7 separate regions of the Mus musculus genome follow, and regions 2, 3, 4, 5, 6 and 7 are each linked to region 1. Evidence: chromatin loops called from intact Hi-C (ENCODE). Cell type or tissue: heart. All regions are shown on one strand. Region 1 overlaps Cmbl (carboxymethylenebutenolidase-like (Pseudomonas)). Region 2 holds the start of Marchf6 (membrane associated ring-CH-type finger 6). Region 3 holds the start of Ropn1l (ropporin 1-like). Region 4 overlaps Ankrd33b (ankyrin repeat domain 33B). Region 5 overlaps Marchf6 (membrane associated ring-CH-type finger 6). Region 6 overlaps Marchf6 (membrane associated ring-CH-type finger 6). Region 7 overlaps Marchf6 (membrane associated ring-CH-type finger 6).

Region 1 (4,000 bases):
CCAGCTCTCATCTGTCCATCACAGCTCTGCCCCACTTCCTGTATGCTGGCTTCATCCTCAGGAAAGTCCCCACCTCAGCGGCAGCCCATTGGTCCATAGCCTCTCTCCCAGCAACCTGGAGAGCATCATCCCCCACCCCGTTGGCTCTGTAGTCCATCCTGAAAACTCATTCTGATGAGGAGATTGCTCTTCTCTGATTGGTTAGCTATAAGCTTCTCTGATTGGTCAGCTACAAGCTGCAGAGATTTAGTTTACCCCAAATTCTACATTCTACCATGAACTTGTTGCTATTGTTGTTGTTTTTTATAGTAACAGAACAAAGACAGATTCAAAATCAAGACACTTTCCAAAGACATTGGTGGAAACATTAATTGGGCGGTTGCAGCAGAGTAATCTCAGCTATGAGACCCAGATGTGATCTGATAGCATTCTTAGATCTTTGATTGGTGGAGTACACAATTTTGTTGAGTTGATACATTCCAAAGGTTTTTTTTTTTCTCTTTTAATCTACTTATCAGGGTGATAGGTTTGACTTTATCTGCTAATTACAGGAGTTCGAGCCAACACACAGGGGCAAAGAATGGCTCACTAATGGGCTAAAGGTAGCTCAAGATAAACTGTGATCGGGCTCCAGACCTGCAACATCCCAGACTCCTTATAGCCACTGAGTTTTAAGCAGTCAGTGAGCCTTGATGTCACAGCTCCTTTCTAGGAAATTCTGGCTCTCACCACCAGAGAAATCACAAACATCAAGTACTATTCACTGAGACATTCCAGTTACCAGCGACCCTGAGGGTCCGCCCGGGCAGCTCTGTCTGCAATGCCTTTCTCTTTCTGTTCTAGGGAGGTTGATGCTGTCTTGAGGTATCTGAGACAACAGTGTCATGCTCAGAAGATTGGCATTGTGGGCTTCTGCTGGGGGGGTGTTGTGGTGCACCAAGTGATGACGGCATACCCGGACATCAGGGCGGGGGTGTCTGTCTATGGTAAGTGCCCAGCACATTTTACTCAGGGAAAGCAGGGGAAGGTTGAGTGACAGGCTTCTCCCACATGCTGCAATACAAAACCCGATGGCGTGTGGTAAACCAGCTTAGCATGGTTTTCAGAATCTAAAAATAGAGCTGGGGAGATGGCTCTGTCAGTATAGCTCTTGTCTTGCAAGTGTGAGATGCTGAATTTGGTCCCCAGAATTCATGCTAAGAGAGAAAGGGACAGGTGATATTCTGGGCTTTACTGGTCACTTTGCCTAGCCTACTTGATAAGTTCTAGATCCTGTCTCAAAAATCTAGGTGGAAAGGCTCCCTTAGGAACATGTCCAAGGTTGTCATCTGACCTCTCATGTGTATGTGCACCCGTTCACAAGTCTGTGCGTACTCATGTGCGCGTGCGCGTGCGCACACACACACATACACACTCACGCATGCAAACCACAAACAGCAACTTTAACTTTCTTTTTAATTAGCAGATTTTTGTTTTTGTTTTCGAGACAGGGTTTCTCTGTGTAGCCCTGGCTGTCCTGGAACTCACTCTGCAGAGCAGGCTGGCCTCGAACTCAGAAATCCACCTGCCTCTGCCTCCCGAGTCTGGTATGGGCATGCATGTCATGCCCATGTGTGTGCCCTGGTGCTTACAAAGGCCAGCAGAGGTTGTCAGATCCCCTGTGCTTAATGTTGTGAGTCGCGATGTGGGTGCTGGGAATTGAATATGGGTCCTCTGGAAGAGGAGCCAGTGCTCCTACCTGCTGAGCCATCTCTTCAGCCCCAACATTTACATTTTAGCCAACAGGAAACAAAGTTGTTTTTACTATGAGATAAGAACCCTTTATCGGTTGACAGAAACAGCACACTGAATGTACAATTCAAAAGCATCCAGACTAAAATATGCCAAAAACAAATATAGGAAAGTTGACTGCTCTTTCAAAGTTACACATTCACAAGCTGTTTCTATCTGGCGCTTGAACTCCCGGACATGGTGTTTCATCTTCTATTAGCACTAAGGAAAAAAAACAAAACAAAACAAAATATTTTCTTACACAAAAGGAGATAAAGTGAGGCATGGTACTTGTGACCCCAGTACTTGGGAGGCTGAAGCAGAATTGAAAAGTTTGGGCCAGCATGAGCTACATAGTGAGAGCTAGTCTTACATAAAACAAATGCAATAAATCACTAGTACGAGACCAGCCAATTTTCAGGCCAATGGTGTCTATGGGTAAATTAAAAGGTGGTCCTGGATGCATGCCTTTCTAGCGCCACCTGCTGGCTGCTGCTGTGCATGTGAGTGGCAGGTTATGGCAGGAAAAAGAGACATCCACTGAATGTCCAGACCTATTATCTGGCTTTGTCAGAGTTGTGCAGGGAGGACTGATATCCCTTCAATGGCTCGACGTCTTCTGGAGAGGAGTCACAGGGAGGAGAGACACTGTGTGTTACTTAGCTCTGCTCTCACAGTGGCAGGAAGCAGGAAAAAAGTTGTTTTTCCTTTCATCTTTTAAAATCATTGATCATGTGTGCCTGCACACAACAATGCCTGTGTGGAAGCCAGAGAACAACTTGATGTGGGTTCTGGGATCAGGCTTGTGGGGCAAGTGAGCCAGCTCACTAGTCCTTTCCTGCCCATTCTCCCAACAGAGCATGGACTTGCCTTTTTCCAACCAAAGGCACCAGTGGGCTGCCCTAAGCCTGGCAGAACAATACTTTGCACAAATTAACCTTTAGGATGTTCAGGCAAGGATGAGCAATAAAACATATACAATAACCTGTAGACACGTAGACCCTGTCTCTTTGGGGTCCTGTTTGAATAATAACTTGGTCCAATGGTTGTTCTTCTTATAAAACTGTCTAAAAATTAAAAAAAAGGAAAAAAGAAAAAAAAAAAGGTTGGGCAGTGGTGGCACACGCCTGTAATCCCAGCACTTGGGAGGCAGAGGCAGGCGGATTTCTGAGTTTGCGGCCAGCCTGGTCTACAGAGTTCCAGGACAGCCAGGACTGCACAGAGAAACCTTGTCTCAAAAAACCAAAATCAAAAAACCAACCAACCAACCAAACAAACCAAAAAAACGGTCTAGTTTACTGAACATGTGGGGTCCCTGTAGAAAGTTCTAGAGTGGTGGTTTGAAAAACGACCTGATGTATAAAGCCATCTCAGGAGAGAGCAGCATCAAGTTTATTGGCCTGGTTCCTGTTGAACAGGATGCAGAGTAAAAAGATCTGGTTAAATCGGTTGCACATTCTCAGAATCTCATAGGCTAGGCTTCTGTGGGCTTACTAAAAATAACAATACACACACATCTGGGGAGATGGCTAAGGCAGTGAAGTGTTGGCCACCTATCCATGGAGACCTGCATTCAGATCCCTAGCATCTGCATGAAAATCTGCTATGTGTGTGTGTGTCAGGCTTTGCACATGTCACCCCAGGACTGGGCTGGTGGAGACAGATGGGTTCCTCAAGTTCCCTGGCCAGCCAGTGTGCAGAAATCCCTGAGCTCAAAGCTCAATGAGATCCTATGGTGAAAACGAGGAGTGACTTTAAGATACCTGGCCTCCACACTCACAGACACAGGTGCACTAGACCCCATGTGGGCATGCACAAGAAAGCATGCATACCACTTCCACCCCTAACACATGGAAGCAGGTCTCTGACCACATGGTCTACTTTGCAAAACCATACCGAATTCAGGCAGCTTTCTGCAGAAGTCAATGCCCCTCAACTCTTTCTAGGTATCATCAGAGATTCTGAAGATGTTTATAATTTGAAGAACCCAACGTTGTTTATTTTTGCAGAAAATGACACTGTGATTCCACTTGAGCAGGTGAGTAGGCAGCCCTTCATTTGCATATCTAATTGCATAGCATGACATCTTTAGAGAAAGTTTTTTTTTTTTTTAAGATTTATTTATTGGTTATATGTAAGTACACTGTAGCTGTCTTCAGACACTCCAGAAGAGGGAGTCAGATCTCGTTATGGATGGTTGTGAGCCACCATGTGGTTGCTGGGATTTGAA
Region 2 (4,000 bases), 56 kb before region 1:
GTTAGTAAAGGGAAAGCACTCTGAGTCCTCACTAAGTGATCAGTTACTTTGAGTTCAATATCCAAATTGATTTTTAAAACATCACTTATATCTTATCCCAATAAAAAAAAAGTACCTTCAAGCACTAGAAGTACCATTTCCTTCATGACATCACACTCAGTTTCTCAATTCCTGAGTTACTAATACCTGTGGTCATTTCATAAATCTGTGAAGTACTAACTGCCCAGGTGGAAAAAAATCAGGTTTTCATATAATATGTCAGTGCAAAGCCAAGTAATACAGATGCTAGATTTAGTCATTAAAACTTAAATCAAAGGAGATTATGTGTAGTTGAGAGCACTTGTTCTTACAGAGGACCAGGTTTTGAGTCCCAGCACACATGGCATTTAACAACGATTAAATACATATGAGCAAAATACAAACAAACTCGAATCAAAGCCAGGCATGGTAGTACAAGATGCTGAAACAGAGGAGTATGGAGAACTCATTTCAAAAACCAAACAAAACAAAGACAGGCACTGAATATAAACGGCTGTGAAACCTACAGAGATGTAAACACAAGATCAACCTGGGCGATTGTTAATCCTCAACAGTTTCTTTCCCAAAGTTCTGCAATGGCAACTAGCTTCACTCATTGAATAGAACCGTACTGTAGCATAATGAAGTGGCAGCGACAAACAATGAAAATAGGGTCAACTGTTTCTTACCACCCGTGTGAACCTTAACCAAGCTATTAAATAAGCCTACATTTCCACAGCCACGAAAGGTAACACACATCCACCCCGCAGGGCTGTCGGGAACGTCAAAGTGAATCAATCCTCCTGTGCATATTTTGTAAACAATACTTTTTTTTAAAAAAAATCAACTCATCACATTATTACTAAACTTTTTATTACTCTAATGACTTCAATACAAGTGCTTGATGGTTCGATTGCATGTAAAGTCGGTAAAATAAAGCCTGAGGTTGAAAAGAACGCTCATTCGAACAAGAATATATCTAAACAGTAAGTATCTGCACTAGTAAGTACATGATCAATAATTTCCTCTACAGACTCACTAATACATCAGTGCCTCTAAAAACTGCTTTAAAACACTTTGCCACAACGTCAGGTAAGCGGCTGCTTTCTACACCCATGTGGCTGCTTTTCTTTCGTGTTCTCTGCTAATTCAAAACAACCGCATCCAAAGTACACGTCCACAAACAAAACAAACAAACCCTTGCTTTGTGGTGACAAGGATTTAGAAGAAACCTAAATATTCGCCTTTCCCTCCTCCAATAGTCTCTAGAAACCGTCCCCTCTCGGGTCTGGTCAGTGCAGTTAGGGTAAGGCAAACAGAGAGCAAGATTTTGCAGCAGGGGTCAGTTCAGTCCACTCAGCAGTCGTCACCTCGCGGGGTATTTTCCGCGAAGTTTCAAAGTCAACAAAGAAGTTGTGTGGCAGAGGTTGGGCCTACAGGACAACAGCAAACAGACTCGAACACGGAGGGGGGAAAAACGAGTGGGGGAGGGGAGTGGAAACGCCCCCGGACTTCGCACTGCGGCCCCCTCCTCCGCGGACCGCGGGATGGCGGTGGCCGGGGCCCCGATCTTCCACACCGTCAAGTCCCCGGCAGCCCCACGCCTCGGGCACCCTATGGTCTCCAGCGCCCCACTTCCCGACATCCCCATGTCTCGAGCACCCCACGTCGCGACACCCCCACGTCCGGGATGTCCCACGTCCCGGCACCCCACGTCTCGGACACCGAAGTCCTGGCACCCCAGTGTCCCAGCCGAGGCTGAGTCCTCGTCGCCCGCGGGAACCGGCGGGGGGCGCGCAGAGGGTCACCTTCCGATCCGAGCCCGCTGGAGGACCAGCTCGAGCCGCGCGCTCGCCCGCCCGCCCGCCCGCCCGCCCGCCGGGCAAGCAAACTGCCCGCGGGATCCGCCGCGAGCGCCTCGGCCCGACTGGAGCGCGGGCGCCGCTGCAAGGGCGCGGGCGCCGCCGCCTCACCTTCCTCGGCGGTGTCCATCTTGTCTGGGGGGCGGCGGTGACGCAGCCGCGAGGCGCCCGCGACCCGGCAGAGCCTCGGGGCCCGAAGGGAAAGGCGGGCGGGCGGGCGGGAGGAGTGGAGGAGGAAGAGGACGCGGGCCGGGCAAGTGCGTGCGCTCGGGTGCGAGAGGAAGCCGGTCGCGGGCGAGGGGGACAGGGACAGCGACTGACAGAAAGCGAGCGCCGGGGAGGGGGGAGGGGCGCGCGGCCGAGCGACGGGCCTGGGCGGGGCGCGCGGCGGAAAAGGCGGGGCGCCGGAGCGCTGCGCGTCACATCCGGCGCGCGCCTTCGCTCGCGCTCGCGCCGGGCTCGCGGAGGCGGGGGCGGGGTGCGAAACACGGCCTGACTGGTGGCGAAGGCTGCGCGCGGGATGGAGACTGAAAACCTAGAGGCAGGCGGCAGGCACCTCGCGGAGGGGCGGCTGCGGCGGCGGCGGCGCGGGCGCGTTCCGGGACAAAAGGAACGCGGAGCGGCGGGAGCGAGCCCGGCGCGCACGCCCGCCCGCCCGCCGGAGCGGGTGTGGGGGACAAAGGGTCCCAGCTTGGGGTACCCGACCGCCACTCCCGGGGCGTTCAGAGTCGGCCCCGGAACGAGCATTTTTGGTTCCGCTCTTGAGTGGTTCTGAGGCACGTCTGAAAGAATTACAGAAGCATCCCTAAGATGGAAAAAGACGAGCATCCAGGTTATCAGAATCTCTCCTGGGGAGGCTTATGCAATTGAGTGGAAAGACCACGTCTTCACAGCTGAAAGCCAACATTGAATCTACCTCTAAGGGAAATGGGTTCAGATGGCGACACAATTAAGGGAAGCTTACCTGGCCAGAACTAAATGGCTGATGAAAGAATGATGAAAGACTCAGACCTGCTCGCATCAGTAGGCCACCTTCCTCACATAATCCTTAGAGCTTTCTCTAAATAAGATAGTACAGATTAGAAGAAAAGTGTTTCCAACCCGGATGCTTAAACGTGCACATAACGGAAAGTAGATTCAAGAAACGGAATTTTGGCCGGGCAGAGGTGGTGCATGCCCTTAATCCCAGCACTTGGGAGGCAGAGGCAGGTGGATTTCTGAGTTGGAGGCCAGTCTGATCTACAGAGTGAGTTCCGGGACAGCCGGGACTACAGGGCTACACAGAGAAACCCTGTCTCAAAAAACCAAAAAAAAAAAAAAAAAAAAAAAGTTATGTGACTGTTTTTGTTTTAACCCCAGGTGTGGGATATGGGGCTGCTTCAGATGGGCCACAACCGTTAACTATGATTGTCTCGTACTCTAGGAGGGGAGTGATCTAAATGGCAGTCTCCAGAGCAGTGGGAGGTGCTTTGAGGAAGAAGAAGTGGGGAGAGGAGGAGGAGGCAGAAGAGAAGGAGGAAGCAGAAGAGGAGGAGGAGGTTTTTGGTTCCTGCTGCTCCTGTTGCTGTTGCTTAATGAGACGTTGGAGATGCCCTGTTGTGGAAGATTGGACTGATCTCAAGAAACTCAATGCCCCTAATGATCAGGAGTAGTCAAAAAGGTCTACATCCCCCTTTCCCTCTAACCTTCCTTCTCTTCTACCTTGATGTACTAGAACACAATAGAATAGACCAAAAAAAAAAAAAAAAAAAAAAAAAAGCCCCCAACAGAAGACAGTCCCTGTAGGTTTGTCTTTGAGATTTCTCACAAAAAAAAAAAAAAAAAAAAAAAAGCTAAGTTTAGCCCCATGCAGATGCTCAGCTCCTGATTCCACACACACTGGTATGCATATCACCTTCATCCTCTGCCCTATCCTGCGCAGCTTGCAGCAACAGGAGTGAAGAAAGGATATGTGTCACACAGAAAAGCTGAGATCTGTGGACCATGCTTACTCTTGTGAACTGGCCTCATGATGCCACAACCCAGAACCTGGCCATGCTTACAGTGAATAGCAATGGAGGTAGGAGTAGGCTAGACCTGATAGGAGTCACTGTAGCAGATGGTCTCACACTGCAGTCATC
Region 3 (4,000 bases), 130 kb before region 1:
GCTTTCTAAATGTAGACAGAGAAAGCAGAGTCTGATGCTAAGTTTTTCATTGTTTTAAAATATTTTTATTTTTAAATGTGTGTGCATGTGTAACACACACACACAGGAGTGTGGGTAGGTACAGGTGAATGGCCCTGGGACAGGAGCCACTGCTGGTTGTGAGCTGTGTGACATGGGTGCTAGAAGCTCAATTCAGGTCTATTGGGAAAGCAAGCAAATACTGCTAACTGAGACCCATCTCTCCAGCACCCCATGCCCTAAGGTCATTCCTTTTTCAACAGCTGCTTTCTGAGGTAATTGGCATTAAACACCTCGACACATTCACCTCTAAGTGGTGCAGACACACAAAGGCTTCCCACTTTCCATCTTTCCCAGTTCTGCCTGGGTCTACCCCCCACCCCCACCCCCCCCAAAAAGTTCCATTCTAGGAATCTGAAAATGTGTGAGCTGGAGGTTAAGGAGGCACAGAAATGGCTTGGGGCAACAACTTGAGTGAATTCCCTTCGGATTTGGCCAGCACGAGGCCTTGTGCCAGGCAAGGTCTTAAGCCACAGTCAAAGAACTTGTAGCCAGGAAGATGAACATGAAATTAAGCACCAGGGCACCAGGTATGTCTATGAGTTATCAGAAACCATCTAAATCTGAAACATAGATAGATGGACATGGATAGTGAAGACTGAATAGATTAAAGGCAACCCCCTCTCTCTTCACCCTTTAGGGTCAACTCCACCTATAACTACTAAGACTTTTGTGCTCCTCTCTGTGGTTTCGTTAATGAGCTAAGGAGTGGTGCGGACAGCCACGAGAGAAACAGATGCAGAACTGTTGACCTAAAAGTCCAGGCCCCGGTTACAATGCTGTGGCTTGGTGGATTCACACCTATTCATAGTTGTTCCCTCATCGGCAGTCTAATGAATCAGGGATTTCTTGTGTAAGGCTTCAAAAAAACTCTCTCTGTAGTATTAATAAATGTGCCAATAGGGGCGGAGACTTGAAGTGCAAATAAACTTTCATAAAGACACCCTAGCCCTTCTCTCTAAGGCTCGAGCATATGTAATATCGCTGAGGGGTTATTGAGAGAACTGACAAAGGGACCGCTGGGCTCACAGGTGACCCTGACGGAGCTAAGTAAGACATCCAGGTCCTGTCCCCTGAAGCCCCGTGAGAGGTACTCTACATGGCAAGCGTCTTTGCACAATTAAGGACTTTAGATGGGGGAAACTATCCTGAAGAAACGGTATGGCTCCTAAATGTATCACAGGACTCCTCAGGAGAGGAAGGCAGAAGAGAACCCACGGATTGTAGAAGGGCCAGGAAGTTCCAACAGCCGAGTCTGATATGGAAGCAGCCACCCCAAACGCCTGTTGCCTGCTCCAGATGTTTTGTTGCTTTTACCTCCAGAGCTGTCGTTTTTTAAAAGTCGAGTTGTTAAAACAGCCAAAAGTAACGAAACCACCTTAGCTAATATAGTTCAGAGAAAGTTAGCAAATTTTGGCTAAAAATAGTTATTCTCGTGATTTAAAAAGTGGCACAGTTCTCTTGTAAAACCGAAAGAATGAGTGTTAAGATTATAATGGTCAGGCCCTTGAAAGGGTTCCTGTCCTTGTTTCTAGAGTGTGAAGGTTCGCTAGCTGTGAGCTGTGCTGGACAATTTTCTCAGGTGGCAGCTTTCACATACCTCTGCCTCATTTGGGGGTGGGTGGGGGCATAATTCAGTTGTTCTGGGCGGTTTCATTTATAACATCCCTGTAACTGATTTTTTTTTTTTTTTAAACTCAGCGGAGCCACTTTTTGCCCCGCGGTTGGTGTGCAAGCTTTGTTAGTCTACACCCACAACGTCGGCGTCTGTACTCGGTAACGGGGTGAGGTTCCCTGGCCGGCCTTACCCCGCCGACCACTGCAGCACGTCCGCCGGCTGCGTACGGATGGCAGCCTTGGTGAACTGCTTGAGGATGTCCGGCAGCTCCGGGGGGATGTGGATCTGCTGCGCGCAGAACATGGTGTCGGGCAGCGGCATCGTTCTGGGGAGACCGCGGCGGCCTGGGACGTTGTGCTGCGGGGAGGAGAGGCAGGGTCAGCGCAGCGGGCGGCGGGGAGGGACTGCTCCGCCCCCTCAGGAAACTGAGGCCCAACCGCCCAGAGCGGATAGAGCACGCGATTGTGGCGTGCGGTCTCCAGGCAACCCGAGCTGCGCATGCGCACAGCCTCAGCAAACAAGGGGCGGACGTCCGGCTGGCCTCTGTGACCAACGAGTGACCACAGAGCGGAGAGCGCCATAAAACAGCTTGTTTTCCTAAAACGCGGAGGTTGCGCTAATCCGAACCCCAAGAGGTCTCGACCAGGGTCTCGGCTTGGCGTGTGACTCCATTTGGTCCACACACCCACTGTATGAATACACATTTCCAAACCAAAGCAGCTTGGCAAAAAAACATTTAGTTAATAGAATGGGAAAACAAGGACTCTCAGACACTGTTGACAGAAATGAGCGTTTATCTGGGGACTACAGGATTTTCTAACGACTTAGCAATATTTATCCTAAGGGGGGGGATAGGCATAAGGAGTAAATAATAATGCCTATTATGTAGCTTGGTAGGTTAACTTTTATTAAAACCTCTATCATGGTCTCCAAAGAAAAACAACACAATCGGGTAAAACCAACAGAGTTAAAATCTGATGTGGGGACTGCGAGACTCGCAAGGCTGGGGTTCATTTGAGCTGGGAATTGGAGACCAGCCTGGGCAACATTTAGCGCTTCAAGAAGCAACAAGTCTGTTCCCACCCACACCACCACCACCACCACCACCACCACCACCACCACCACCACCACCACCACCACCACCACCACCACCACATGACTGGTGAAGCGGAAAAGATTGTAAAACAATCTGGGTGTGCAGGTGTCTGTTCCTTTTATTCTTAAAAGTCTCAGGTATAAATTGTGACAATTCAGCTTTTGTTTTCTTAAGTGAATTATATTTTGCTGTTGTATCTAAAAAAAAAAAAAAAAAAAAAGTGAGCCTAGCCTACATTGACCTTTTTTTTCCCTACATAAGTTACTATTAGTTCGTTTGTACAGTATCTGTAGTGTGAATGTTTGCTTTTCATTCTGTTACCAGTCCAAATACTTCACTTTTTTTTTTTTTTTAATTTCAGCATCCATGCCCCGTTGTGTGGAATCCACTGAATACATACGGAAGTGTCTGCTTTACCAGATACACTATGGCAAGGAAATGGCCACCTAAGCAAAATGGGTGTGGTTCCTGAGCAAGAAGCTCCTTCCTCCTCCAAGTACATCCTAAAGCATAAATGAACGAGCCGAAAGAAAGTCTTAGGCACGGTTGTATAAGCAAAGGAGATTAAAGAAAACAAAACAAAATAAAAAAACCCAACGCAATGGCTAAACAACATAAAGTGATGCAGAGGGGCCTGTGCCTTGCTGACAGTCTACCCATGGTTTTAAAGGCTTGCAGAGTAGCAGCAGGAGGCTGATGGAGGACTAGGTGTGTATGTGTGCAGACCTAACGAGCCCACTGAGGAAGCAGCTAGGCCTCAGCGGTCTCCCCGGAGGGAGTCCTGTGTGCTGGCTTGGGCAGCTGACTTCTCGCTCTCTCTTCCATCTTCTGGTTACTATCTGTTCTGCACTTGTGGTCCTTGGAGGCAGACATCTTCAGTCACTTAACACATCAACTCTCCTAATCACTGTGTTTCAGGAGATAACCAGTTTTGAGTATTGGTTTCCTTTGGCGAGGACTTTCAACTTCACAGATTAAAGAGGGAGGTCTGGGGTTCAAAGAGCATATTTCCACCACTCCTACATTAAACAGCAATGTATTTAATTGGGTGGAGATGAGGAAAATGTTGAAAGCTTTTGAAAAACTTGAACTTAGAAAAACTAGAAATGGCCCCTAAAACCGAAAGATCTCACAATCATAAAGGAGAAAAGGCCACGCAACCCTTTCCTTCTCAGGCATGTAGGCAATGACATAAAACGGTTTCTGAT
Region 4 (4,000 bases), 270 kb before region 1:
TTTGAATTTATGTTTGAACTTCTAGAGATTTTAACAACTAAGCCACCTCTCCCAGCAAAAATAATGTTACAAAAATAATGTGAGCTTTTGTAAAAAAAAAAAAAAGAATGCTTGAAAAAAAACATGTGATTTATTCTCCTAGAAAAGTTACAAAAGACTAGGAAAGATACTTTGGCAGGCATAACATTGGAAATCATAACACTGGAGAGAGAACATTGGGAGTAAGGCTTTGTCACATCAAGCTGGAGGGGAGAACAAGATTAGAAGGAGAATGCAGAGTGGAATAACTTAGAAATTATAAGGCAACATAAAAAAAATTAAGAGAGCACTAAGCAAAATATCTGTCCCCCAACCAGAGCCTTTGTCCTTCACCTGGTGACCTCACAGCTCTCCTTTGTATTATGGTTTGCTTTGAGGGTTTTTTCTTTTTTTAAGTTTTATTTATTTATTTTTATTTATATGAGTACACTGCACCTGTCTTCAGACACACCAGGAGAGTGCATCAGATCCCATTACAGATGGTTGTGAGCCACCATGTGGGTTGTGGTTGTGGTTGCTGGGAATTGAACTCAGGATCTCTGGAAGAGCAGTCAGTGCTCTTAACCGCTGAGTCATCATCTCTTCAGCCTGGGCAACCTTTTACACATACACTCACACACACACACTCACACATACAGTCACACACTCACATCCATACACACACTCACATGGCACATTGGGCAGACTCTTGCTCATGCCTCCACTCTTCACCCACCCATGCTCATTTGTCTCTGCTCTTCCCTAGACCAGTGACTCTCAACCTTCTCAATGCTGACCCTCATGTTGTGGTGACCTGAAACCATATCTTTATTTCATTGCTACTTCGTAACTTTAGTCTTGCTATTGCTACGTATCATAATATCTGATATACAGGATATTGATATGCTATCCCTGTGAAAGGCTCGTGTGACCCCCCCCAAAGGGGCCACGCCCCACAGGTTGAGAACTGCTGACTTAGACAGTTTTACTTCTCTTTGGTGTTGTGTATGTGTGGGTACATGATCATATAGTTGTATAGAATAAGGAAACACAAACAAACAAACGAAAAAACATAGAATATTTGTCTTTTTGGAAACTTTTGTCTCCATATGTATCCATTTTCCTGCAACTAATGTAACTTACTTCCTTCTTTATGGCTGAAAAAAAAATCTGTTATGTCCACATACCATATGTCCTCATACATTCCAGCTGCTGGGCACCTAGGTGTGTTCTATAACTTAGCTGTTATGGATAATGCCACCATAAACACTGCTATGTAAGTACCTTTGTGGCTACAGCTCCTCTATTAACCTATGGGCCCTGTATACACCCTACCGAGATCACCCAGCCTCCCTTCATCTGACTACCTGATGCACTATCCCTTCCAATATTCATCCTCTGGTTTTGGCATCAGCATTTGCACCCTGACCCGCAGTGTGCTAAGGTGAGCCAGAGCCCTCTAACTTGCCGCAGACTCCAGGCTCGGTGAATCCAGAGACGCTCCCTTAGCAGATCCTTAATAATAAACCATGATCCCATCGTTTAAAATTAAATGGCCACGAAGTAAGCAATCACCAACTCGTTCAACATTGTCACAAGCACAAGACCCTTACGGCTAAGGGTCTTCCTGTCACTAAAAACAGGGACAGATGAAAAAGGTCTTCCTTTATCTGTGCAAAGCTGAATTCGAAATGGAAACTGTGGGAAATATCTAATAATAAGAAAGGGGGGAGAAATGGAAACACAGCAGCGGTCCCAGCCTCTGGGTCTCAACCCTTCCCACAGGATCACACGGCAGATACCCTGCATATCAGATATTTCATTATGATTCATAGCAGTAGCAAAATTACTGTTATGAAGTAGCAACGAAAATAATTTTATGGTTTTGGGTCACTACAACATGAGGAACTATGTCAAAGGGTTCCAGCATTAGGAAGATGCTCAGTGTTAGAGGATTTGGTTTTCCAGGGTCTTGTCTGACTCAGTGTAGTTCTCCAAATCGGGCCAGTAGAGGGAGCTGTTGGCTTTGGAAATGCAGTACCCCAGTAGGCGTGCTGGGATACCCGGGGAATCCCTATTAGAAGAGGGGAAAAGCCAGAGTTGGGCAGCAAAGGTGGAGAAGAGGAGGGAAAGGGAAGAAAGAGGAGGGAAGGGGAGGAAGGGGAGGGAAGGAGAGGAAAGGGAGGGGAGGGAGAGCAGTGTCTGAGCCCGCTCTGCCTGACTGAGTTGCAGTTAGTGTGCTAGAGCTCTGTAGTTTAGTGGAAGAGCAGGCAGGGTTAGGAAACCAAAGGCTTGCCAAATTCTAATCTTTTCTTTAAAACAATAGAAGAGGGAAGGAGGAGAGGGAAGGAGGAGGGAGAGGAGAAAACAAGCCCTTCCTAAAACTCAAAGTAAAACAAGATCCTGATGATTGGAAGTAATAAAACTATTGTTTTAAAAATGAAGGGCTTGGCCTGGACTCACAAGTGCATGAACACAGACACACACCCTTTCTCTCTCTCTCTCTCTCTCTCTCTCTCTCTCTCTCTCTCACACACACACACACACACACACACACACACACACACACACACAGACACACACACACACACACACACACACACACACACACAGCATTTTAAAATAACAAAGGAAGCCTTTTTTAAATAGGACTGACGAGGTGACTGGATGGCTCAGAGTTAAGAGCATACTCCTCTCTCTCAGAGAACCTAAGTTCGGTTCCCAGCACCCACTGCCCTTACAGTGGGTCCCCACATCAAGGAGCTCACAGCAGCCATGACCCAATCTGTTTTACTTTCATTTCTATTCCTGTGATAAAATGCCCTGAAAAAGAGGCAGTTTAGGGGAGAAAGGGTTTATTCAGCTTAGAATTCCAGGTCACAGTCCATCACCGCGGGGAAACTGAGGCAGGAGTTCAACCAGCTACTCACATCACATCCACAGTCAGGAGCAGAGAGAATGGATACACACTTGCTACTCAGCTTACCTTTTCTAAACACCCAGAACCCAGACTTGGGAGTGGGGTAACAGTGCCACCCACAGTGGGCAGTGTCTTCCTATATCAATTAATGTAATCAAAACAACACCCCCCCCCAAGACATGCTCAAAGTCAGGATAATTTAGACCATCCTTCAGAGACTCTTAGGTGATTCTAGGTTGTGTAAAGTTGCCAATTAAATCTAGCCATTGCTCCAGCTCCACACTAGACATCTAGGTGAGAGACAGAAGTGAACCTAGATGCTGTGAGGGCCAGGCACAACTGCAAGAGTCTCACAGAAAATGTTCCTAGTCAAGTCAAGGGGGGAAAAGATTAAAACCACAACCTCAACAGCATTATCCTAGCCATTTATGGTGGTTCTAATAAGAATGGCCCCCATTGGCTCATATATTTGAATGCTGGACTCCAGTTAGTAGACCTGTTTGGGAAGGATTGGAGGTGTGGCCTATTGGAGGAGGCATGGCCAGGTTGGAGGAGGCATGGCAATGTTGGAGGAGGCATGGCCAGGTTGGAGGAGGCATGGCCAGGTTGGAGGAGGCATGGCCAGGTTGGAGGAGGCGTGGCCAGGTTGGAGGAGGCATGGCCAGGTTGGAGGAGGCGTGGCCAGGTTGGAGGAGGCGTGGCCATGTTGGAGGAGGCATGGCCATGTTGGAGGAGGCATGGCCAGGTTGGAGGAGGCATGGCCAGGTTGGAGGAGGCATGGCCATGTTGGAGGAGGCCTGTCACCAGGGACAGGCTTTAAGGTTGCAAAGGTCAGAGAATAAAGAATGCTGGTGTAAAGTCTGACATTGGGTGGCATGGTTGCCATGGCTACTTGGGGACCTGCTGAGTGCAGACTAGTAAAACAGTGTTAAAGGAGGGAAGGTGGTCTCTCTCACACAAGTTGTAGTGACTTTACTGCAAGCAGCAATTTCTAGACAATGGTTGAAATTAAGAAATCCAGCTGATATGAGGGCTGTGGCCTCCCTGGAAAACCAACCACCT
Region 5 (4,000 bases), 89 kb before region 1:
ATACACCAATACAATGTTATGTCTCCTACTTCTTCCCTAGACCAGAAGCTCCCAGGAAGGCAGGCCCAGGCATTTTGTTCACAGCTGTATACTTGGTCTCAAGTGTCTGGCACAATGAACACAGACACTAGCCAAGTGGACTCAACGATAACAGAAGAGGACAGGCAGTGAGCTCTGACAACTGAACACGTATTTTACCCTCCAGAGTTCCCATTTCTAGAAAATAAGAATGGTTTCCAGAGGTGGCACCTGGCCTGCAGTGTCCACTACAGTTCTTTTCCATTTGAAAAGTGCAGTAACACCATGAAAGAAGAAGGGGGGGGGGGGGGGGGAATCAGGCACTTAATCATTTTTTCCCAACAGACAAACAGATGGACAGACGAACAGAAGGAAGGAAGGAAGGAAGGAAGGAAGGAAGGAAGGAAGGAAGGAAGGAAGGAAGGACGGACGGACAGTAGGTCAGTCTTGTATAAAGAACTGTAATACACATGTTCCCTCTTTCACAGAAAGCAACTTACATACATACATGTATGTTTATAAATATTAGCTTGTCAAAACAGAAAGAGGTCACAAACAGAACTTGAACGTATCATAAAACATGAAAATATTACTCTCTATCTTCAGTGCAAGCTAAAAATAACTGGCAGCCCTCAAGAATGAGCAAGGGCATGGAGCAGCCAATACCTTGGGCTCCATTGTTGGCATCAGCAGCATCTTCTACACCCGCATCATCTTCCTCCTCATTGTCCTCCTCTTCCTCTTCTGCTTGACCGTCCTGGGCATCAGGGTTTTCACCCAGAACTGCATTCTCACCTGCTGGGTTAGCTGGCTGATCAGCAGCAGGGTTTTCTGCACCATTTCCTCCTACAGGAGCCTAAAATAAGAGAAAAGCCCAGGAATTCACTTACTTGGCATTCACCACCACTGCCCGGCATGAACTCACTTTACAATGTCCACATTTCAGAAAGCACTACAGGCCTGAGGAGGTAGTTTCTGTGGGCAAAGGATTGGGTTTTGGATTCCTAGGACCCACTTAAGCTGGGCACAGTAATGTTCCTGTAATGCTGTGCCCCAGCATGGAAACAGGACGTGGGACAGAAGCACCCCTGGAAGCTTGTGGAGCAGTCAGCAGAGAATCTAAGACGCTGTCTCCAGTAAGGGAGAGGGCAAGGGTACATACCAAGTTGCCCTCTGACCCTCACATGCACACCATGGCACATGCTCAGCCACATTTATGCATGGGGATGCACAAGCAAAAACAAAAGCAGTATAAAATATGGGCTGATAAATCTGGCTACCTTAGGGGCAAAAAACATTTTTAAAACTGTATGCACATGGACAGACACACATACATCTTCACTGGCTGCAATTGAACATCTGAGTAAATGACTTCTAGTTGACCTAGAGACTGGGATTTATCAATTACCAAATGCACTTTCTTCTAGATCTTCCCTTAGGATACCCACCCAGTATGGTGGCCCAGAGTGGTAATCCCAGATACTGCAGGGGAAAAGATCTGAGGCAGGAGGACTATAAATTTGAGGCCTTCTGTTGGACTTGACCAGACCTTTCCAGTCTCACAGGAAAATAAAAAGGACTGAAGATGTAGCTCAAAGGGGTGGTAGGTACCAGCAAGTGAGAAGCCCTGGACTCAATCCTCAATACCAGAAAACTTAACAAATCAAAGTCCTGCCAATAACTAAATGCAAAGATATAATTATAATTAACTGTTAAGTTAAAACATAATTCACTTTGACTTAATAAGAATTCTAAAACAAGACTACATGAAATGCTTCAAAATATGAGGTACAAAAACAACCATGCTGAACTTAAACTAATAGCAGTACCTGAATAGGCATGGTAATGCACCCTTACTACTTCTGGGGTAGAGGGAGGAGGAATGTGAGTTTGAGACTCGTTTGGGCTACACTTCGAGACCCAAGGGTGTGGCTCAGAGATAGAGTGCTTGCCCAGCATGCACAAGGCCTTCCATTCCATCCCCAGAACCAGTGTGTACCAGAGCTTGCGGTGTTGAGTTCATACATATGCTTTCCAAAGGACAAGGTGTACTCTGATTTCATTAAATCTGAAATCCTTTTCTGCTACAGTCTAAATATTTTTAACAAGAAAAAACAAAACAAAACAAAACAAAAAAACACTAGATCACAGGAAGAAAGATTAATTATCATTGAATAGTTTGTGACCAACTGTTTCTCTGAAAAGAGTTTCTCTGAAAAGAGTGTATGAAATGTGAATTTGTCACTTTACTGAATAGTTAATGTGTAATCTTGTTGGCCATAAGTTCCCAGCAGGCAAGATACTAACCATCACTTGATATACTATCCTAGTAACAGTCTGGCAAGTCCCCTTGTATTTGAGCATGTTATTATCACTTTTAAGAAAAATGCACACAATTCTTTCTAGGGTGTTGTGTGTGCACATGCCCTTATACATAGATCTAAACACGCTGCATGTGTGGAAGTGACAAGACTTTTCTCTGTCCAGTGTGACTTCCAGGGAATAGCTAGCTTAGGGTGCAAGCACGTCTACTGTGATTGGTCCAAATTTTCTACTTTGGAGAAGGTTCTTCCTACACAGCAGAAAAGAAAAGGCATTTCACATGAAGAAGAAAGCTGGGATAGGTAGAGAGCACTCCTAAGTGCTGTGGAGCATGTCAGAAATCTACCTAGAGGTTGTTTCTCCTGTGTGTGTGTGTGTGTGTGTGTGTGTGTGTGTGTGTGTGTGTGTGCGCGCCCCTGGATCTGCTCTGGATTACAGGCATGGCCACCACTCAGACAAATATATAGATGAAGTTGTTTCTTACCTTCCAGGCCCAAGTGAACCGGCTGACTCAGCAAAGACAATGGAAGAGTGTTTACTATTCCCTCTAACACTGTTCCCAGTCTAGCAAGAACATTAAAAGACAGTTACAGCCAGACGTGGTGGCGCACGCCTTTAATCCCAGCACTTGGGAGGTAGAGGCAGGCGGACTTCTGAGTTTGAGGCCAGCCTGGTCTACAAAGTGAGTTCTAGGACAGCCAGGGCTATACAGAGAAACCCTGTCTCGAAAAACCAAAAGAGAGAGAGAGAGAGAGAGAGAGAGAGAGAGATACAAAAATATTTTCCCCTCCCACTGTCCTCTCCTGTAAAATGAGCACACTGTAAGGCCCATGAAGGTCAAGGGTTTGGATCCCAGAGGGTGAAAGACTTTCATGTGCTGCCCCTGTAAGGCACATGGCAAGTGAGGGGCTTACCTCATTTTGGTGGTGTCCAGCAGCATTGAAGGGTGGAGCAGCATGCTCCAGCCAAATTGGGGCTCCCCCGTGGACTATCTGCTCTCGTAACCACACCAGGCTGATGAACGCACAAAGTGTGCACGTCACCACAAAACAGCCCTGCAAGCAATCCGCCAACAAATTTTCCCTATTTTAAAATAATAATAATTAGATACAGTTAACTCCAAAGAACACTTGAAAAACAATTAGAAAAACAAATTTTAATTTTTCAGTAAAATGCAGTTGCTTCAAAATAATGATGCTGAAATTCTAACTTGTAAGCTAGATATGTACATTTATATATTTATATTATTATATACTTATATTGAGTAGATATAAAACACATCAGATTATACAGCTATTAACTATCCACCCTATTCTTTTAGCATGGCTAAGAAACAGGAGTATAAGCAAAAGGGGAGGGGAGGGGAGGGGAGGGGAGGGGAGGGGAGGGGAGGGGAGGGGAGGGGATCCAACAAAACCAAGCATTGCATTTATAAAATTTACTAAATTTAGGTGAGCAAATATGCTTGGTCCTTTTAACAGAACTTTCATGTTTAACCAACACAGAAGTACATATAATGAGCAAGCTCATCAATGAGACAGGTAGAAAACTCACTAGTGCCTGGTCTAATAGCAACATAAAGAAAAAGGCTGGAAGACATTTAGCATACTATGGATCAGAAGAAGAAACAATATATGGCACAGAAACTCTTCACATAGCA
Region 6 (4,000 bases), 100 kb before region 1:
TTATAGCCTTTCCTCCCATTCTCTCCAAGTCAGTGAGGCTATCCTCCTAAACCCCACTGAAGCTGTTCCTGGTTCCTTGGTGTTCACCAACAACCATGCTGTGATGCTCACTTGTGCTGGACAGCAGTGTGCTACAGAGCTGCTCCCCCTTTGACTCCCCAGTCTAGAAGCACAAGAGCCCAAGTATTGTCCTCTTTCTCAGCCTAGCTTATTCTTTGTATGACTGTGACTCTTCTAGCTGGAATACCACCTTTATCTACAGTAGTAGAGATTTCTTCCCCGACTCCTAACTTAAATATCAACAGTGGAACTCAGTGATGCACGCTGATGTGACCAAGCATCTACCAAACTATTAATCCTGCTCTCTCTATTAATCACATATCTCTCATACATGTAACTCTATATCCTCCCATGCTAAGAACAGGATTTCTGACTCCCTGACTTCTTTACAGAAGTTTCTTTACAGCTTACATCCAAACCACTAGAGTCCCTGACTCTTTTTTTTGTTTGTTTGTTTTTTGTTTTTTGAGACAGGGATTCTCTGTATAGCCCTGGCTGTCCTGGAACTCACTTTGTAGACCAGGCTGGCCTCGAACTCAGAAATTCGCCTGCCTCTGCCTCTGCCTCCCAAGTGCTGGGATTAAAGGCGTGCGCCACCACATCCGGCGAGTCCTTGACTTTCTAAACATTATCAATCCTAACTGATTCTTAGACTCCGCTGGTGCTTCCTTCATCTCCACCAGGATCATCTCACACTGTCTTCCCGGCGCTCTTACTCTATCTCTGATCACCAAGGGGCACAGTGACCTGCATAGCCTTCTACAAGCTACCCAATTCTTCTGACTAAACATCAAAGTGCCTGTTATAGCCTCCAAACTCAAAGAGCTGCTTTCAAGGTCTTCTCTTACTTCAGAGCTAACTACTTTGCTTTCTCCTTCTTAGCCAAACTAGTCTGTCAAACAAATGCTAGTGTGCCTGCCTGATCCACTTGGTTCAGGACTCCTACCTCACCTTCTTTCAGGGCTTTCCTTAACTGTCACCTTAGTCTTTTTCTGTTACGCCTTATAAATTAAAACCCCTCCTGGACATTCTCTATTCTTTCTGCTCCTTTCTTTTCCCTAGAACAGTAGTGAGTATTAAACATACTATGTATTCCATCTATACTAAAGCCTGTCTTCTTGCCTATAAATGTAACCTCTCCTATGGAGAGCTACTGACAATGTTTTAACACAGGATTAGTACAATCTACCTTTCAGAAAACCCAGAGCCAGCAGAGATGAGGCTGTGATGATAATGGAGAGCAAAGGGAAATGGAAACTAAACGACTGAGTGGTAACATTAGTCTAAGTTCTTAAGGACGAACTAACAGGACAAGTAAATTTGAGGAAGCAATCTCATTCTTCATAGCTTAAGGTGAACTATGGGGTAATAAAGTCACTGGAAAGTTTAATACAAAATGATGAAAGCCTTGAGTCTTGCTTTTAGTACATAGTTAAAGGTGTACACAAAGAAAAAACAATGTTAGTAATTCTCCTTAAGTGTGGTTTAAAAAGAATCTTCTTAAACAAATGAAATAAGTCATCCCTTGAAAGAAATGTATTGAGCAGGTGGTGGAGGCACAAGCCTTTAGTCCCAGCACTTGGAAGGCAAAGGCAAGGAAATCTCTGAGTTTGAGGCCAGCCTGACTAACAGAGTGAGTTCCAGGACAGCCAGGGCTACACTGAGAAAGCTTGTCTTGGAGGAGGGAAGGGAGAAGAAAAATGTAACTCTCAGAATTATGGCAAGATGGGACTACCACATACAATGTTTAACATAAAATGAATATTAGATCCCCAGCAGGGATAAATGACAGCTTTCCTAAGTTTTAAGAACGTATCTACAGACTTAGAGATGTTGCTCAGTAGTATAATACTTGCTTAGGATGCTAGGCAGTGAGTTCAATCCCCAAACCACCAAAATAACCCCCCAAAATCCTTACCTGTAGAGCATGACATTGTAAGGAAGAAAATTAGGCAAGAGACTCTTAATTATACGTATAGGAAGCCAGAGCATCAGAAGGACAATGGAGCCAAAGACAATCTGTAGTAAGAAACAAGGCACAACCCTACTGTGAGTCTAGGAAACTATACTTGGTAACTATGCTCCACAGGATTAGGTAAATACAGTCAGTATGTTCTCCCAGTCCTCCCAATCTAAAAGAATACAAACAACAAAAACACTGTATGAAGCTAATAGGTAGCATGCCTTGATTTTTAAAAAAATAAAAATAAAAAGACCTGCTTACCACTGACAAAATAAATCTTCGGAGATGTCTATAAATGGGCAAGTGAATCATTTCCTGTACTGGATTAAAATCTGGATCGTTCAAATTCCTCAGAAACCATAAGACACCAGGTCGAAGTACCTGTGAATATATTTCAAGTATGATAGATACTCAGTAACATCTCTATGTGCATCTGAAAATTAACAACAACAACAAAAAAAAAAAACAAGAAAAAGAAAAAAAAACAAAACAAAAAAAACAATGTCCTAAAGTTATTTTTGGCACCTAAAATTCAACCCTGACAATTCATGGAAAAAAGAAGTTCCTTAGCCAGAAACTATAAAGCTATTGTGCTTTTATTGACCTTTGATGCTTTTAATCATAAACTGGAAAACCTGGCTGAAAACAATTTATCAAGAAATCTGGATCACTGAGGTTAAAACATACAAACATTACTATACATTGCATGATTAAGGGAAAAGACTCAGGCCCACCCCCTACTGTCCGCAAACCTTGTACAGATTAAAGCACAAATGATATTCAGTCTGTGATTTCACAGTCCATCCCCACTGCCTTCATTGGCCTTCTCCTCCAGCAACAGTCTTAGTAGAGTAAGCTAATTTTTCAAAAGCTTTATTAACTCCCAGGAACGGAGGAGGATAGGAATTGTCTTGTACCTCAGTATTACCCCAGGGTACAGCATAGAATCTGGTGTGCATGAAGCTAGGTGTACAGTAAGGAAATACTAACCTCCTTTCATCTTTAAATCACTCAGAACATGATCTGTGAAGGCAGCAGCTACCTGGCAAGTGGCCTGTGATCATAAAGGATCCCCACTGCTACTCTGCAATCAAGTGCCTGTTCCTAAATACTTCATATTTCAAACCTCTCGGGGATGATGTCCAGTGCTACACCAAGCCCCGTAGAATCTGTGTGACAAGTTCCACAGACTGAGGCAAAAACTTCAAAAGAAGGCTGCCTCCAGGAACCGGCTGTGGAACTCTTGGCCAGAACAAAACACTAAGCCGTAGTTCTCATGGCAATTTATCTGTTTTATTTTCTCTTATTTACATGTTCCTGGTAGCCTAGGCCAAGATCTAAGCAAGAATAATGGGTAAGAAACCATCCCTTGAAATGGGGTCACTAACATGACCTTATCTCTGTAAACCAACGCTTTACTTTATAAATCATTTATAAATTTATATAGATATAGATTAAAAACTTTCCCAACAATAAAATTTCATATGGCTACACATGTGTCATTGGAGGTGGGCTTTGGTATATGGTAAAGAAAGCCTTAAATAAAAAGAATTAAAATAGCTTAAATTTACGCATTGAAGATTTATTTAAAAAAAAAAAATCAGCCATTAGAAGTTAAACAATTGACCATAAATATTTATTAACCTGCTCTTAGAAATATGCCACTAGCCTCAGATGACTGCCCCACTTATTTTACCTGTCAGAGTTGTAACGCTTGGATGATTTCTATTAATCATGTTACCTGTTCTGTTTGTGATTCACTGAATACAACTTTTCAGAGTTGTAATTTTTGCTAGATTTTTGTGCTTTACTGTGCCAAATGATAAAGATAGGATTTGTGATTGCTTCACTGAAAACATCTTCTGAGAGTTGTAATATGTTTTTTTAAATGTATAAAAACTCCTGCTTGAGAGCTGCAAAATAAACTCAGATTCAAACTACCTCTGTGTTTGTTTCTGTTTGTCACCTCCGAATCCT
Region 7 (4,000 bases), 110 kb before region 1:
AAACACTGATTTGTCAAAACACTGGTCCCAAAGCAACCTAACTCATAAGCTGATTTGTGAGCCTTCAGGAAAACCCGTAACTCATCCTAACTCCAGTTAAAGTAATTCATCAAGCCAACAGAATAGTCTTTTTTTTTTTTATCAAGAAATGCTGCCTATCTGTTCATTACATTAGCAGCTACAGCTAATGTATTCATAATACAGCTTTAAAATTTGGATTAAGTAGCAAAATAGGAATAAACTGATACAAAGTAAAAGAAGCTATAAAAATACTGACAATGAAGTCAGTGTTCTGGTGACCTCTTTTTTACGGTGGCTTCAGTGGATACTCTTGCATATGACCAAACATGGTATTAGTGGAACACATAGTACCTCTTTACATGGCATTTGTGAAGATAGGATAAATTACCAAATAAAACTAAACTTATCTGTTCTCTGTATTTTAAATATAGGTAAGTGCTTTATTACCCATGGACTAAATAGCAATTTAACCTCCTCCACTCAACCTACAATAAATTTCTCACTACAGACATAATTGTACAATGATGGAAAAGTAGAATTTGCTAGCCTGATTAGAACAAACTACATATACCAAGTTAACATGTGGTATCAAATAGTATGCGCAAATATGTTTAAAGCATTAAAAATGGTTTCAGCATAAATATAAATGTATAAACTCCAAGAGAAAGCAAAATATAAAGTCAGATAGAAAATGCAGAGCTGATTCCCCTAATAAGTAGGCAGAGACGTGCCGACCATATTTACTAGCCCGGCCAATGGTGTGGGCAGGAATTGATTCCACACTCAGGTTTTGAGAATGACTTTCCTAACTGTGCACTCCCATCTCCAATAGCACTTTCTGTAATTCTTAGTTTTTTCACCAGATTACTTAGCAGCTCACGATTCTGAGTGACTTTTTTTTTTAAACTTAAGATATTTACTTTATTTACATTTCAAATGTCCCATTTCCTGGTTTCCCCTCCAAAAACTCCCTATCCCCTCCCCCACTTAAAGATTATTTTATTTATGGGAGTATACCATTGCTGTCTTCACACACACCAGACAAGGGCACCAGATTCCCATTACAGATGTTTGTGAGCCACCACGTGGTTGCTGGGAATTGAACTCAAGACCTCTGGAAGAGCAGCCAGTGCTCCTAACCACTGAGCCATCTCTCCAGCCCCTTCTGGTTGACTCTTAAGTATGTATGTCTGGGTACTTCCAGAACTATGGTTCCAGTGAAATAGAAAGTTACCATCTTAAACAAATGTGCTTTCTGATAAAAAGATAACTCTCCTGAAAACTAGTAACACAGTAAGAAAACAAATGGGAAATAGCTGTTAAAGTATTTATGACCATCAATAAGATCAATCTCTTATTCCAGAAACCTACCATGAGGGACCACTCTTTAACCTTCTGGAAAATCACTCTTCGTCCCTGGGGCATCCAGGCCACCAGCACCGTCACAGCCCTTATGGTTAGCCAACACACATAGAGACCACAAGCAGCTGTGTACAGCTCATGGATTTTGGCAGTCCCCGTCCAAAATGACATTAACCAACGGCCAGCAAATACTGAAAATAGAAAGGCTGACAAATGAGACATGTGGCTAGGTAAAGAGAACTGTAATCTTGATGTTCTATAAATATTTTCACATCAGAATAAACAAAAACAACCAACAACACTTTAGGAAATAGAATTACTTGGTTAAGAAACACCCAAAACACAGAGAGTCAATGAGCTGAGTGTCCTGATCTGCCAGGCCACCTACAAATTCATTCTAGCCTGGGATGTTATGAATATTAGTGCTTCTGTTACTTTTTTTTTTTTTTTTTTAGTTTTTCAAGACAGGGTTTCTCTGTATAGCCCTGGCTGTCCTGGAACTCACTCTATAGACCGGGCTGGCCTTGAACTCAGAAATCCACCTGCCTCTGCCTCCCGAGTGCTGGGACTAAAGGCGTGCGCCACCACGCCCGGCTTTCTGTTACTTTTTATTACCAACTGAAATTATTATGCTAATATAATAAAGACACAAGTTTTCTATTATTTGTGCTATCAATACTTTTTATAGATACATTACAATTTGGGTTTTCTCCCAAATGATCCATTCATGAGCACAAAAAAACTAAACTTTTTAAAATAAAGTAGACATAATAACATTTCAAAACACAGCATCAAAGAATACTGTATAAACTTTTTTTAAAAATAATCAGGGGAAAGCCAGGGCCAAAAAGGGGGAGTGGGCGGGTAGGGGAGTGGGGGTGGGTGGGTATGGGGGACTTTTGGTATAGCATTGGAAATGTAAATGAGCTAAATACCTAATAAAAAATGGAAAGAAAAAAAAAAAAGATTATCAATATTTAATTTAGATCCATTTAGAAGAGGCAATTGTCATTAAACTGTGTCTGGCCTGCCTAACAGGGTCGGCCCTTTCTTTCTTAGAAACTGCCTTGAAGAACACATTTATTTATGAAATACTGAATCCTCAGTGCCTTGAACTCCCCAGAGACATGCTAAGTCTTTTTCTTTTTCTTTCTTTTTTTTTTTTTTTTTTTTTTTTTTTTTTTTGGGGTCCCTTGAAGAAAGATCTGAATTTAAATCGTCAACAGGGGAAGTGGGGGGAGGAGGCTTCAAAAAAAAAAAAAAAAAAATCAACACCAACATGGAACAGTAAAATACAGACTTGAGATCTTCCTAAAGATCGTCAGTTTTGAGCTTTGTCTTTTGTTGTGAGACAGGGTTTCACACTGTAGTCCAGGGTGGTCTCAAACTCAAAAGTGACCCTCCTGCCTTGGTGTCCTGAGTGCTGGGCTATCAAGTGTGAGTCACAGTGCAGCTCTGGAGCAACCACACAGTTAAGTGCTCAAGCAGGTTTTTTTGGTTTTTTTTTTGAATACTTTCTTTACATAACTGATTCTCAACAAGGCTTGAGAGATGAATCAGTCTCTAGTGTTCTGTTTGTTCTGGACTGTTCTCCTAATATGATCTGAATACTTAGATAGAGGGTCAGTGTGCTAAGCATTTCCTAGCTATTGTCTCAGTCATTCTCCAAGGATTAATCTCTCGTCCAACATAAATACAACATCCATTTGAAAGACTACAGGGATGGGCATGGCAGTGCATGCCATTAATCCTGGCACTTGCAATGCAGGAACAGGTGGATCTCTGAGTTCCAGGCCTGCCTGGCCTACAGAGCAAGTTCCAGGACAGCTGAGGCTACACAGAAAAATCTTTGAATGCATGTCTCCATGATTAAGCTCATGGTTTTGCTTGATGAACTGTATATTACTTTCTAGTCAAACTAAGCTAACTCCACAGTCAAGCATTACAAGCTATATGATAAACAGACTTCTTATCAACTCACAAAATAGTCTGTGTATGAAAATAGCTCTCTTAAAGGCAAATAAAAATTGGACCAGGAGGGTAGTCAACCATTGTGAGCCCTGGGGTTCAAGCCACAAGAAAAGGGGAAAGATATATTTGTTCCATGAAGCAAGTAAATGTGCATACTAATTGTAAGACACCAAAATCACCACTGACACTTGTATATACACTTGCTGTATACAAATGCCTACTTTACAGTTTGCCTCTGAGATTTTAGATTAGTGCTACATTTAATAGCTCATTTCTATTCCTCTCTCCCTCCACTGCTTTGCCTCTTCCATCCTTTCTCTCTTTCTCCCCTCCCCTCTCTTTTTGAGAGGGCAGATGGGTTCACAAGTTATGTTGTAGCTAAGAGGTAACCTAGAGAAGGAAGCAGGCCTCATTACCCTCAAATGTGCCCTGTCAAAGCTCTTCTGTTATGAACTTAAATTACTCTTCTACCATGCTACAACAGATTTAAGGGAAATGTTTAACAGTGTGCAACAATGTTGAATTACTCACATTACTAAATTAAAGCATAAAAAATTGTTCCCTATTCCCCATGCTCAGAAATCACTGAGGAAGAGGGAGCTGAAAGTGCCAACCACAGCAAAACTGGACCACGGCACTTGGGAAC

The links. A loop is a pair of places that touch in the nucleus more often than their neighbours do. Peaks named below come from ENCODE experiments on the same cell type or tissue, not always from the same donor. Only the 100,000 strongest peaks of a DNase experiment are listed, where the experiment ranks them.
Region 2: a loop joins it to region 1, with 3 times the contacts of the local background. A loop is called at or near these places in 21 of 42 quality-filtered maps.
Region 3: a loop joins it to region 1, with 5 times the contacts of the local background. A loop is called at or near these places in 16 of 42 quality-filtered maps.
Region 4: it touches region 1 in a loop (9-fold over the local background); 37 of 42 quality-filtered maps call a loop at or near these places.
Region 5: a loop joins it to region 1, with 3 times the contacts of the local background. A loop is called at or near these places in 15 of 42 quality-filtered maps.
Region 6: it touches region 1 in a loop (3-fold over the local background); 21 of 42 quality-filtered maps call a loop at or near these places.
Region 7: it touches region 1 in a loop (4-fold over the local background); 18 of 42 quality-filtered maps call a loop at or near these places.

The regions. Positions count from the first base shown.
Region 1 is chr15:31,584,452-31,588,451 of GRCm38, forward strand. Cmbl (carboxymethylenebutenolidase-like (Pseudomonas)) reads left to right here. Exons shown (of 6, transcript NM_181588.4): 4 at 844-986; 5 at 3,717-3,808. Among named protein-coding and RNA genes, the nearest start is that of Cct5, 15 kb to the right of the region's middle. In heart, no CTCF peak of the experiment used is centred here; a DNase peak (open chromatin) is centred at 2,260.
Region 2 is chr15:31,528,812-31,532,811 of GRCm38, forward strand. Marchf6 (membrane associated ring-CH-type finger 6) reads right to left here and starts at 2,226. Exons shown (of 26, transcript NM_172606.2): 1 at 1,992-2,226. The coding sequence starts at 2,010. Gm41287 (a long non-coding RNA gene) reads left to right here and starts at 2,293. Exons shown (of 3, transcript XR_875101.3): 1 at 2,293-3,126; 2 at 3,304-4,000. In heart, no CTCF peak of the experiment used is centred here; DNase peaks (open chromatin) are centred at 1,680 and 2,320; H3K4me3 peaks cover 3,258 bases; H3K27ac peaks cover 2,476 bases.
Region 3 is chr15:31,451,527-31,455,526 of GRCm38, forward strand. Ropn1l (ropporin 1-like) reads right to left here and starts at 2,163. Exons shown (of 5, transcript NM_145852.2): 1 at 1,887-2,163. The coding sequence starts at 2,017. Gm49208 (a long non-coding RNA gene) reads left to right here and starts at 2,145. Exons shown (of 2, transcript XR_003951491.1): 1 at 2,145-2,386; 2 at 3,154-4,000. In heart, no CTCF peak of the experiment used is centred here; a DNase peak (open chromatin) is centred at 2,155; H3K4me3 peaks cover 1,683 bases; H3K27ac peaks cover 1,699 bases.
Region 4 is chr15:31,313,799-31,317,798 of GRCm38, forward strand. The region is part of intron 2 of Ankrd33b (ankyrin repeat domain 33B); the gene reads right to left. Among named protein-coding and RNA genes, the nearest start is that of Ankrd33b, 52 kb to the right of the region's middle. In heart, a CTCF peak has its summit at 2,003 (motif pointing right); a DNase peak (open chromatin) is centred at 2,063.
Region 5 is chr15:31,495,320-31,499,319 of GRCm38, forward strand. It overlaps Marchf6 (membrane associated ring-CH-type finger 6), which reads right to left. Exons shown (of 26, transcript NM_172606.2): 6 at 3,255-3,423; 7 at 685-874. Among named protein-coding and RNA genes, the nearest start is that of Marchf6, 34 kb to the right of the region's middle. In heart, no CTCF peak of the experiment used is centred here; no DNase peak of the experiment used is centred here.
Region 6 is chr15:31,480,520-31,484,519 of GRCm38, forward strand. Marchf6 (membrane associated ring-CH-type finger 6) reads right to left here. Exons shown (of 26, transcript NM_172606.2): 16 at 2,285-2,404; 17 at 1,979-2,079. Among named protein-coding and RNA genes, the nearest start is that of Ropn1l, 29 kb to the left of the region's middle. In heart, no CTCF peak of the experiment used is centred here; no DNase peak of the experiment used is centred here.
Region 7 is chr15:31,470,225-31,474,224 of GRCm38, forward strand. Marchf6 (membrane associated ring-CH-type finger 6) reads right to left here. Exons shown (of 26, transcript NM_172606.2): 21 at 1,393-1,574. Among named protein-coding and RNA genes, the nearest start is that of Ropn1l, 19 kb to the left of the region's middle. In heart, no CTCF peak of the experiment used is centred here; no DNase peak of the experiment used is centred here.